Regions from separate parts of the Homo sapiens genome. Here region 2 is linked to region 1. A link is a contact called in ENCODE Hi-C or POLR2A ChIA-PET data. All regions are on one chromosome and are shown on one strand. The core of a region is the stretch at or near the end of the contact, and the rest is flanking DNA. Distances in the headings are between cores, read along the strand shown. Region 1 overlaps ECT2L (epithelial cell transforming 2 like). Region 2 holds the start of REPS1 (RALBP1 associated Eps domain containing 1).

What was found. A loop is a pair of places that touch in the nucleus more often than their neighbours do. ChIA-PET counts read pairs that join two places held with the same protein, here RNA polymerase II (POLR2A). Pooled maps may share reads with other maps.
Region 2: a loop to region 1 is called in a pooled map, with 4 times the contacts of the local background. The contact joins the promoter of REPS1 here to the enhancer-like site in region 1. A Hi-C loop is called at or near these places in 2 of 37 single-sample maps with no recorded cell type and 6 of 50 pooled maps. POLR2A ChIA-PET finds 5 or more read pairs at or near these places in 2 of 52 experiments (OCI-LY7 and SK-N-SH).

The regions. Positions count from the first base shown.
Region 1 is chr6:138,867,324-138,872,489 of GRCh38, forward strand. ECT2L (epithelial cell transforming 2 like) reads left to right here. Exons shown (of 22, transcript NM_001077706.3): 13 at 780-883. Among named protein-coding and RNA genes, the nearest start is that of ECT2L, 74 kb to the left of the region's middle. Within about 2 kb of position 2,193, at least 5 of the 41 ENCODE cell types and tissues checked have a DNase peak (open chromatin) inside an H3K27ac peak, as active enhancers do.
Region 2 is chr6:138,985,322-138,990,146 of GRCh38, forward strand. REPS1 (RALBP1 associated Eps domain containing 1) reads right to left here and starts at 2,932. Exons shown (of 20, transcript NM_001286611.2): 1 at 2,209-2,932. The coding sequence starts at 2,361. RefSeq lists silencers at 2,434-2,733, 2,924-3,163.

The sequences.
Region 1 (5,166 bases), core at 943-3,442:
AATCCTCATTGCATAATAGAATTTTTACTGCTATTCTTTGCATTTTTATCCACTAAAAAAACAACTGTGGGTCCAGTACGGTGGCTCATGTCTGTAGTCCCAATGCTTTGGGAGGCTGAGGTGGGCAGATTGCTTGAGGCCAGGAGTTTGAGACCAGCCTGGGAAACACAGCAAGACCCCATCTCTACAAAAAGTTAAAAAGTTGGCTGGCTGCAGTGGCTCACGCCTGTAATCCCAGCACTTTGGGAGGCCAAGGCAGGAGGATCACTTGAGGTCAGGAGTTCAAGACCAGCCTGGCCAACATGGTGAAACCCGGTCTCTCCTAAAACTACAAAAAAAAAAAAAAAAAAAAAAATTTAGCTGGGCGTGGTGGCAGGCACCTGTAATCCTAGCTACTCAGGAGGCTGAGGAAGGAGAATTGCTTGAACCCAGGAGGCGGAGGTTGCAGTGAGCCCAGATTGCGCCACTGCATTCCAGCCTGGGTGACAAGAGCGAGACTCCATCTCAAAATAAATAAATAAATAAAAGTTAAAAAATTAAGCAGGCATGGTGGTGCATGCCTATAGTCCCAGTTACTTGAGAAGCTGAGGTGGGAGGATCACTTGGATCAAGGCTGCAGTGAGCTATGATTTTGCCACAGCACCCCAGCCTGGGCAACAGAGTAAGATTCTGTCTCAAAAAAAAAAAAAAAAAAAAGAAACTGTGAGGACTGAGTTGTTGTTTTTAAATCACATTTCTTACATAAATCAATTACAGGGCATGTGGCCTTGTATTTACAGGGCAGTTTATGTTTGACACCATGGGTATGACCAACATTCTAAACAACCAAGATACTGCGCAAGCTCTGGCAGATGGATTGATGGAGTTGTCAAAAGAAGATTCTGTAAGTGTTTCTTTGAAGAAAGTAAACTATGAAAACCAACATTTAAATAAATTCTGTTTGCAGTTATTATTAATTTTTTTGACCAGTTTATCCCTTTCAGAGCACAGTTCCTCAGAGAAATTACATCAGTTTATAAAAATAGCCACTAAGAGATTCTGGGCCCAAGATGTGTTAAGTACACAAAACAGACAAGTAGGAAAATCTTCTAGGTTATTTAAAGTTTATTACATTGTGCCCTGTTTTCTGTCTTGTGCTTAATTTCAGTCAGAAGTGACTTTTTTTTTTTTTTAATAAAACATGTTAGTGGCTTTATATTTCACATAAACTTTACTCAACAGAGAAACCAATTCCTAGTTTCAGGAGAAATCTGAGAAAGTGTGACCCAGATGTGAAAAGATGACGGGAAAAGGGGCTAGATGAGAGAGGAAGGGAAAGAGAACACAACGGAACGGAAAGAAGCAAATCAGTAATTCGGCTGGGGATGGGTGTAGGAGAAACCCAAAGAAACAATTTCATCAGACACAGATCCAAGGTTCTCTCTCATTAAGGTCAGTCTACACTTCAGAAAACAGTGAGAAGGAGCCAGTCCACATTTCAGAAAATAGTGAGGAGAGGCCAGTCTCCAGACAGCTCTCCCAGCCCCAAAGAGGACAGCATGGCTATAGGAAAATGCAATGTGGCCAGGCGTGGTGGCTTATGCCTGTAATCCCAGCACTTTGGGAGGCCGAGGCAGGCGGATCATTTGAGATCAGGAGTTGGAGACCAGCCTGGCCAACATGGTGAAACCCCGTCTCTACTAAAAATACAAAAACTAGCCGGGCATGGTGGCGGGCACCTGTAATCCCAGCTGCTCAGGGGGCTGAGGCCAGGGAATTGTTTGAACCCAGGAGGTGAAGGTTGCAGTGAGCTGGGATCGTGCCATTGCACTCCAGCCTGGGTGACAAAGCAAGACTCTGTCTCAAAAAAAGAAAAAGAAAAGAAAAGGCAACGTGCAGCTCTCCCTCTGAGGGGAGTCGGGAATAGAATGGAGATAGGGCTGCTGTTAACATATTCAATAATCTAAATTCTCTAGTTTCCAAGGAATTCTCAAGGAGAGTCTCAAATCTTTCTCTTCCACCATCATAATTCTGCTTTGTGGGTGAATTTAACATTGTCTCTGCACACATTCTCTCTCTCCTTATTATTGAGTATCTGCTCCTGTTTCAGTGTGGCTTCCTGGGTCTGCACCAGGCATTTCTGGGCGTAGCTGTCCTGCACTGGGTGGGGGCTGCGAAGCTGCATTAGCTGTAGTTTGTCTCCTGTGAAGTCTCAGCTCTGCAGTGAGGCTCAGGCAGCCCAATGACGAAAGGCCTTTGGCGAGCCTTGCTGATAAAATGAGCAGGGATATTCACAGAGGTGCCCCCTCACTGTCTGCCAAAACACTGAAGGATTACTCAGCATGCTTGGTGTCAGTTCAGTGTACTTATTTCCACCTAATTATTTAAAAATAACCATGTATGATATAATTTGGATGGTGCTCAAACCTATAGCCTGAGGGGAACCAAATTTGAGAGCCCCAGCATGTTTTCCCAGCAATTCTGCTACTGCAGCCTCTCTCCCAGGCCTTCTTCCTCCCCCTGAAAGACAACAAGATCCTTCCTGTCCCGTTTCCTCATTTGGCCAAGGGGTTGGTGTGGGCCACTTTGGTTCCAAAGATCTTGAGAGACCCTCCCATAAAATTTTGGTGTCTTAACTGGATTGTGACAAATTGTTGAGAACCAAGAGTACATATGGTAACTGGAATATGAGATGAACTAGAAAGTCTCATGTACTGACTTGAATTGAGCACTAGTCACTCTGTTTTCTGGACATGTCAATTAATTAGGTAGAAAGCTGAAATCCCTGCTAAAAAGTGTGCTCTCTCTTCTGCTGCAGTATTGACATCTGTATTTCAGAAGAATGTTTTAAATGGGCATTTTTCTTGCGGGGGGGTTGGGCATTCTTTAGGACAAACCTCTGGAATTTTTGTCGTATTTTCTGCTGAAGAAATGTGGCAAAAAGATCAAAGATGTTGAAGGAAATGTTATTCCAACAAAATGTGACCCAAAGACAACATTCAGTTTATTCATGAAGGTAAAGTTGCTGCTGAATTTTTATGCCATTGCTTTTCTGTAGAGTTAGGCACATGTGATAAAGAAATTCATAAATCATTATATGAGCTCTACTGGGAAGCTTTAACTTGTCATTTCTCCAAAGAATTTTATTTTCATGAAGTATTACTAAAATAGGGTGTTTTGTAGTTTCATAATATGAGTAACATTTAAGCCGCTTAAAAGCATAAACTGCAACATGTTAACTTGAGTAACACTATTTGGTTGTGGGGAGAAAGGTAGAAATTTGCATTTTGCTTTGACATTTATGAGCCCTGAGAGAACTTAAGGGGAATTTTTTTTTGAGGGAGGTGAAACTAAGAATAGTTCTTTTTTTTCTTAGTTGAGATTCAAATTCATTAAAGAAAAAAATGGGTTTAAAGCGAGTTCTGGCTGGGCGCGGTGGCTCACGCTTGCAATCCCAGCACTTTGGGAGGCCCAGGCGGGCAGATCATTTGAGGTCAGGAGTTTGAGACCAGCCTGGCCAACATGGTGAAACCCCGTCTCTACTAAAAATACAAAAATTAGCTGGGCATCGTGGCATGCCTATAATCCCAGCTACTCAGGAGGCTGAGGCAGGAGAATCACTTGAACCCAGGGGGGTTCAGTGAGCCAAGGTTTGCTTGAACCCGGGGAGGTTCAGTGAGCAGAGGTTGCAGTGAGCCAAGATCGCACCACTTTACTCCACCCTGGGTGACAGAGTGAGACTCTGTCGTAAATAAATAAAACTAGTTCATCAGGCCAAAAAGAATAATTTTGCCAGTACTATATTAGGAATCCAAGCATTCTTGTTTACATGAAATAACCAGGATTCAAGAAATGCTGAGAATTACATTGTCGTTCACATAACTGATTTCTATGTAGGGGAAAATACTGTTTTAGAACCATTTTATGTCCATAGGAAAGTCACCTGTCTTTGATGTTTGAAGGCGTAGGATGGCAGTCCCTAACATAATCTCACCATGGAGGGCTGCTAGGAGTAAGAGACTTGTGAGCACCTCTAGCAGGCAAATCATTTGTTGCCCTATTAACCTGATATTCTGGAAGTATTTGTTAATGCTTCTTTAAAGGACAGTGCAGGGCAGGGCAGGAGCAGACATAGAGAACTGCTGGAGGCAGCATTCCCTCTGCCTGCTGCCCCAAATGAACTCAGCAGCACACGGCCTGCCGTCATTAAGACCCATCCTTGGCCAGGCGCAGTGGCTCACGTCTGTAATCCCAGCCCTTTGGGAGGCAGAGGTGGGTGGATCACTTGAGGCCAGGAATTTGAGACCAGCCTGGCCAACATGGTGAGACCCCGTCTCTACTAAAAATACTAAAATTAGCCAGGCATGGTGGGGCACACCTGTAGTTCCAGCTACTTGGGAGGCTGAGGCAGGAGAATCGCTGAACCAGGGAGGTAGAGGTTGTAGTGAGCCAAGATCGCGCCATTGCACTCCAGCCTGGGCCATAGAGTGAGACCCTATCTCAAAAACAAACAAACAAAAAAAAACAAAACAACAACAACAAAAAACCCTACCCTTCTGCTGTTACCATAGCACAACCCTTACTTTAATCCTCCCCTCCCCGACAAAGTGCCCAAGTGGCTTATTCTTCCCAAACACAAGCAACTCCCTGAGACAGGAGTCTTTATTTTATTTTTTAATTTTTTTTTTTGAGATGGGGCCTCGCTCTGTCACCCCATGCTGGGGTACAGTGGCACAATTATAGCTCACCATAGCCTTGAACTCCTGGGCTGAAGCCATCCTCCTGTCTCAGCCTCCCAATGTGCTGGGATTACAGGCCTGAGCCACCACGCCTGGCCATCCCAAGAGGAGTCTAAATGCCTTTCCAGGGATATCTAAGCCCTTTACAGGTTGAAGCCCTGCTTGCTGGCTGCCCTGCCCCCAAATCGGTATTTTCAGGAAACTTCTCAGGCAGAGGGCAATTCCTCATCTTTTTAGTTCCATTCTCTAAATATTTGCAGGAGCTAACCAGCTAACCACATGCTAGACCTTCTGCTAAATCCTGGGACTAGACAGCAAAGTAAGACAGTTCCTGCCTTTGTGGAGGATGAGGCTGATACACAAATAGGTGGTGCAGCATGATTAGCACCTGTTAACAGAACGCACGGGCTGGGATGGGAACCCCAGGGTGGGAACGCCAGATGGGCAT
Region 2 (4,825 bases), core at 1,682-4,181, 120 kb after region 1:
CATTATACCTTATGTTATACATGAGCACTCCTATAATTGACAAGATCCTCAAGAGCTTCTTACTCCTCTTCTGATGCCTGCAATGCCTAGCCCAGTGTTAAGTAGAGAACTAAGCATTAGATATGAGCTGCCCCAAATGTTTCCCACTTAGAAAGCAATGGAGGACTGTGTTTTCAGACAATCCCAAACTCCCTTAAGGGAATTAAGCACATATTCTCCTTTTGTCTCATATTTCTATGTCTTAGACCAATTTTTAAGTAAATTGCCTTCAAGATATCTAGACTGCTATTTAGTATACATAACTGTAAGAGTTCTGCTCCAGGGAGTTCCAACTTGTAACTGAACCCTGAATATTTAAGCTCTCTCTTTATGCCAAAAGACAATGGAAATTTATTTTTTGAATGTTAATAAAATTGAGCAAAACATAAAAATAACTTGCACTGAATTAAACATGTTTGAAGTAAAGATTCATTAATGCTAATGTGTCTGTCCTAAAAATTACATTTCAAGTTCTAAAGTCTTTGTGTACCCATTAAAAAGATTGAAAGTTTTATTTCAACTCTTTCTCACCTCAAAGACAAACTAAAATAGAACAGAGAAGGCTTTTCCTTAATTTTATTTAGATCCTAACTTGAAGGTATACTTTGTTATTTCTTCAAAAGGAGCAAAAAGAGTATGATTAATGAGCATGTTCTGACCAGATCTCTAAGTCCTACTCCAAAGCTGTAACAGGAGAGTACCATAGACCACACTACCAGCACCCTTCGTTAGCAGACCACAGGCTTTGTTTTGTATCTCCCTGAGCTAAGAATGGCTTTACATTTTTGTGTTTTGTAAACACAAGAAGAAGAATATGCAACAGAGAGCATATGTGGCCAGCAAAGCCCAAAATATTTACTATTTGTCCCTTTTCAACAGGATGAATTTGGGACTCCTCGTTGCCCTTCACTGGCACGTAAGACATCCCACCTTTAAAAAAGCAATGTAAAACACAAGACCATTTAAAAAGATCGAACTCGTTCAACTTAGTCATAGTTAATGCAGACTTAACTTCTAAAACAGAGACCTGTGTGTGGACATTTTTATTCTTCACAGAATTTTTGTTGGAAGAAACTTGCCTTCATTCTGTGGATGAACATACTTATGCTTGAAAATGGAAAGTGCCTGACCCAAAGTCACACTGCTGGTTAACAGCAGAGTAGGGTCAAGGACCCAGCCTTCAAAACCCTGGTCCAATGCTTTGCAGTCCACTACATACACCTATACATGTGGCTTTAAATTTTGGAGATGTGGATAACTAGCTTGGATCAATATAAAAGATGAAAGCTTAAAACCTGTTCCTAACATACTGTTTAGACAGACTCCTACTAGCAGCTATGAATCATTAAACAGAGTAGCATTAATGCTCACCACATACATTAGATAAGAACTTCTAGGAAGTCCTCTGTTTCAAAAGCAGATATGATAAAAAAAGGCTTTAAACCTACAGGGTTTGCTCCTCCAGGGCTTCAGATTAGGGCAAATAACGCACTTCTGCCTACCAGCTGTTCAATACTCATCTCCCAACCCAAATCCACAAGTTCCACAAATGCTTTCGAATGCCTGTTGAAAAACATTGTTCAGTCTCATCACATACACACGTTCTACAGATAATTACAACTTCTTGTATGCCTACTTGTAAAACTACTAAGTAGTTCACATTTTAAAAAATTTCCCTAAGAATTTTGCTTCCTTTAAAAAAACTGCTTCTTCGATTCCTAAATCTATAGAACTCACTTTATCACGTCTTCTCGGTTAATCCAAGAATTAAAAAAACCATTTTGCCCATACTGATAACTTTACTACTCTGCAGGATCCGAAAAGCTCTCTATATGCCAGGTTCTAGGATTCACACACATTAACAACCTAAGATCCTTCAAGTGAGATAGCTCTTGCAGTACAGAGCACAGATTCTCAGGGTCGTGGGGGATACCGGCTGAGGCTCTTCAGACCCCCACCACAGGAGTTCCGTCCTCTAAGGGCAACCCCCTCCCCCTTGGCCGCGGCGCGAGTCCAGGCCTCCCGGGCACCTGCGGCCCCTGCCCGCTGCGGGGACCCCCCGAGGAACCAGCCCCCCGCCGGGCCCCAAGGAATCGGCGCCCACTCCCACTCCTGGAGGCCAGTGACTGCAGGCCTAAGCCGCCCGCCGGCCCCGGGACGCGACGTTACCTGTAGGACCACGTCGTTCGGCAGCTGCGCGGCCCGGAACAGCTCCAGCACCCGCCCGTTGACCACCACCTTCTTGGTGCTCTCAATGTCGCAGTAGGAGAAGAGATCTGAATAGTATTTCTGCTCCGCATCGCTCAGCGTTAAGCCTTCCATCTTCGCCTCCGGCTCACGGCCGCCCCGCCCCGCATGCACTACTCGGGGCCCGGCCCCAGGAACCTGGGCCGGCAGGGGCTGCGCGTGGCCCGGCCTCCTGCTAGCTTCCCGAAAACGCCGGCCCCGGCCTCACACGCGCCAGGTGCGCCCGAGCAACAGGGCCCGGAGGTCGCGAGGAGGGGGCCCGGCTGCGCTCGCCGCGCCGCTGCCTGCGAGGCCCGGCGCGCGGCTGCGGCTGCGGCTGCGACTACGGCTCCGGCTCCGGCTCCGGCTCCGGCCGCGGGGAGGGTGCAGAGAAAGAGGCGGGGGCCGCGGAGGCGCGAGGCACTGGCGGACTCCGCCCCCGCCGCGGGTTCGAGTCTCCCCGGCTCCCTGCCGATTCCCCCAGACTTCCCGCCTCGGCTTCCCCTTCCGTCCACGCCTCCGGAGCGGCAGCGCTTCCCGGAAAGTTGTGGGGCTTCGAACCTAAAGTTTCGGGGGATCTGGGCTGAGCGTGGCCGCCGCTCCGCCTCCCTCCGCCGCCATTTACAGTGCCCCGGCCCGGCCCCGACGCGCCCGCACCAACAGTGACAGCGGCGGCCGCGCTCCAGACCCGGATGTGAGGCCGGGAGGAGAGAGCGCGAGAGGGAGAGAGAAACACCCACCGGGCTGGCTTGGCCGCTCCCGGGAGAGGGAGGAGGCCGCAGCGCCCCCTGGTGGCCGGCGCCCGGCGGCGGGATGACCGAGCCGCCCTCTGCGCGGAGATCTCAGCAGCAAGACCCCCGGAAAGGGGGGTGCAGTGGGAAACAGCCGGCAGCTCATTAAGACCGAGATAACTAAGATCCGGGTTGCAGTTTTTATGTTTCGCAGTTTCTGGTCCTAAGCGTCTGAATAATTGGATTGAAAGGGGAGCCTTGTTCAGGTTATTATCATTCTATCTGTACCTTTTCGGTACAGATGAAGATAAATGCAGTATTTCCATCTGTTCTGAAGGGCTATGAACATCCGGGCTATGAACATCCTGGCTATCCGGGAAGCCTCCACGTAGACACCAACATTGAGGCTTCATCTCACTCGTGCTTCAAGCCATGTTTACCTGAGAAACAAAATGTGCTGAATAGAGGGGAAAACTGGCAAAGTTGTCCTCTTTGTTCACCAGGTCATTCCGGTCACTGGGAACTTAATACTCTACATTTATACCTTCAACTCTATCAACTCATGTAGGCCCGGGGCTGCCCACAGGGGCTGCCTTCCGTATTTTCTCCTTTATGAAAATCATGGAGTGGCGCTCTTTTAATCTGCACCTGTCCCAGAGAGGGGATTCTTCAGCTATTTCAAGTAGAATATCTTAAGAATTTATACTTAGCAAATATAAAATACTTCAAAGACGGGAGCTAAGGCAGAATTACCCAGAGTTCTGGTTTTTATTTTGTCTTCTACAAGTTGTTTCCCAGAGTGCGGATCCTATAAATGACACATATGAGGAAATTATTACAGGTTCCCAGTCATTTATCTGTAATTGCAAAATTCAAAGCGCACTGAAAACCCAAAGACTTTTTTTTGTAACCCTTTGGAAGTAAAACCTGCCCTGCCTCATTTGGAGGCAAAATCTAAACTAAGCTTGCATGAAGCTATTTCTAGCCTTTATGGATCCCACTTAGTGTCAATATTTACTCATTTCACTCCAGGTCTTTGTAGAATGTTAATATGTACACAGTCACAGGCATTCTATTATCTTTCTATTTTTTAAGAAAGATAAGGGATTTTAGACCTGTCAATGTCTTCTGACTTGACTAGTAGTATTTGATAAAGGTAAGTATATACTATCCATTAAGCTTATTTCCCATCTCTAAGACTTTCAGTTTGCTACAGCAGCCCCTCATGTGTCCTTTCAGGGCACCTGCAGCAAGTGATCAGACCCCCCCCAGACAGCTGCCTTCCAAAGGTGTAAACAGAAAGAGCACAATGGGGTAGGGATTGGCTCACAATTGTCTTTGCATCTTTTTCTCTGCCACCTCTCCTAGGCCTTGCAGCTCTTGTCGGCCCCAGGGCCTTTGTTCCTGCCATCTAAAATAGTCCTTCCACAAACCATGGCATGGCGTATTCTCTCATATGGTTTCAGGTCCCTGCTCATATGTCACCTCCTCAGAGCAGCCTTCCTGCAACAGCTGCTGTAAAATAATCCCACCATGCACTATCCCCTTATCTGAATTCCTTTTTTTTCTCTTTTGAGACAGAGTCTCCCACTGTCACCCAGGCTGGAGTGCAGTGGCATAATCTTGGCTCACTGTAGCTTCGACCTCCCAGGCTCAGGTGATTCTCCCACCTCAGCCTCCCAGGTAGCTGGGACCACAGGCCCAGGCCACCATGCCCACCTAAATTTTGTGTATGTGGCTTTTGTAGAGACAGAGTTTTGCCATGTTACCCAGGCTGGTCTCAAACTCTTGGGCTCACCCACCTCAGCCTCCCAAAGCGCTGGGATTAC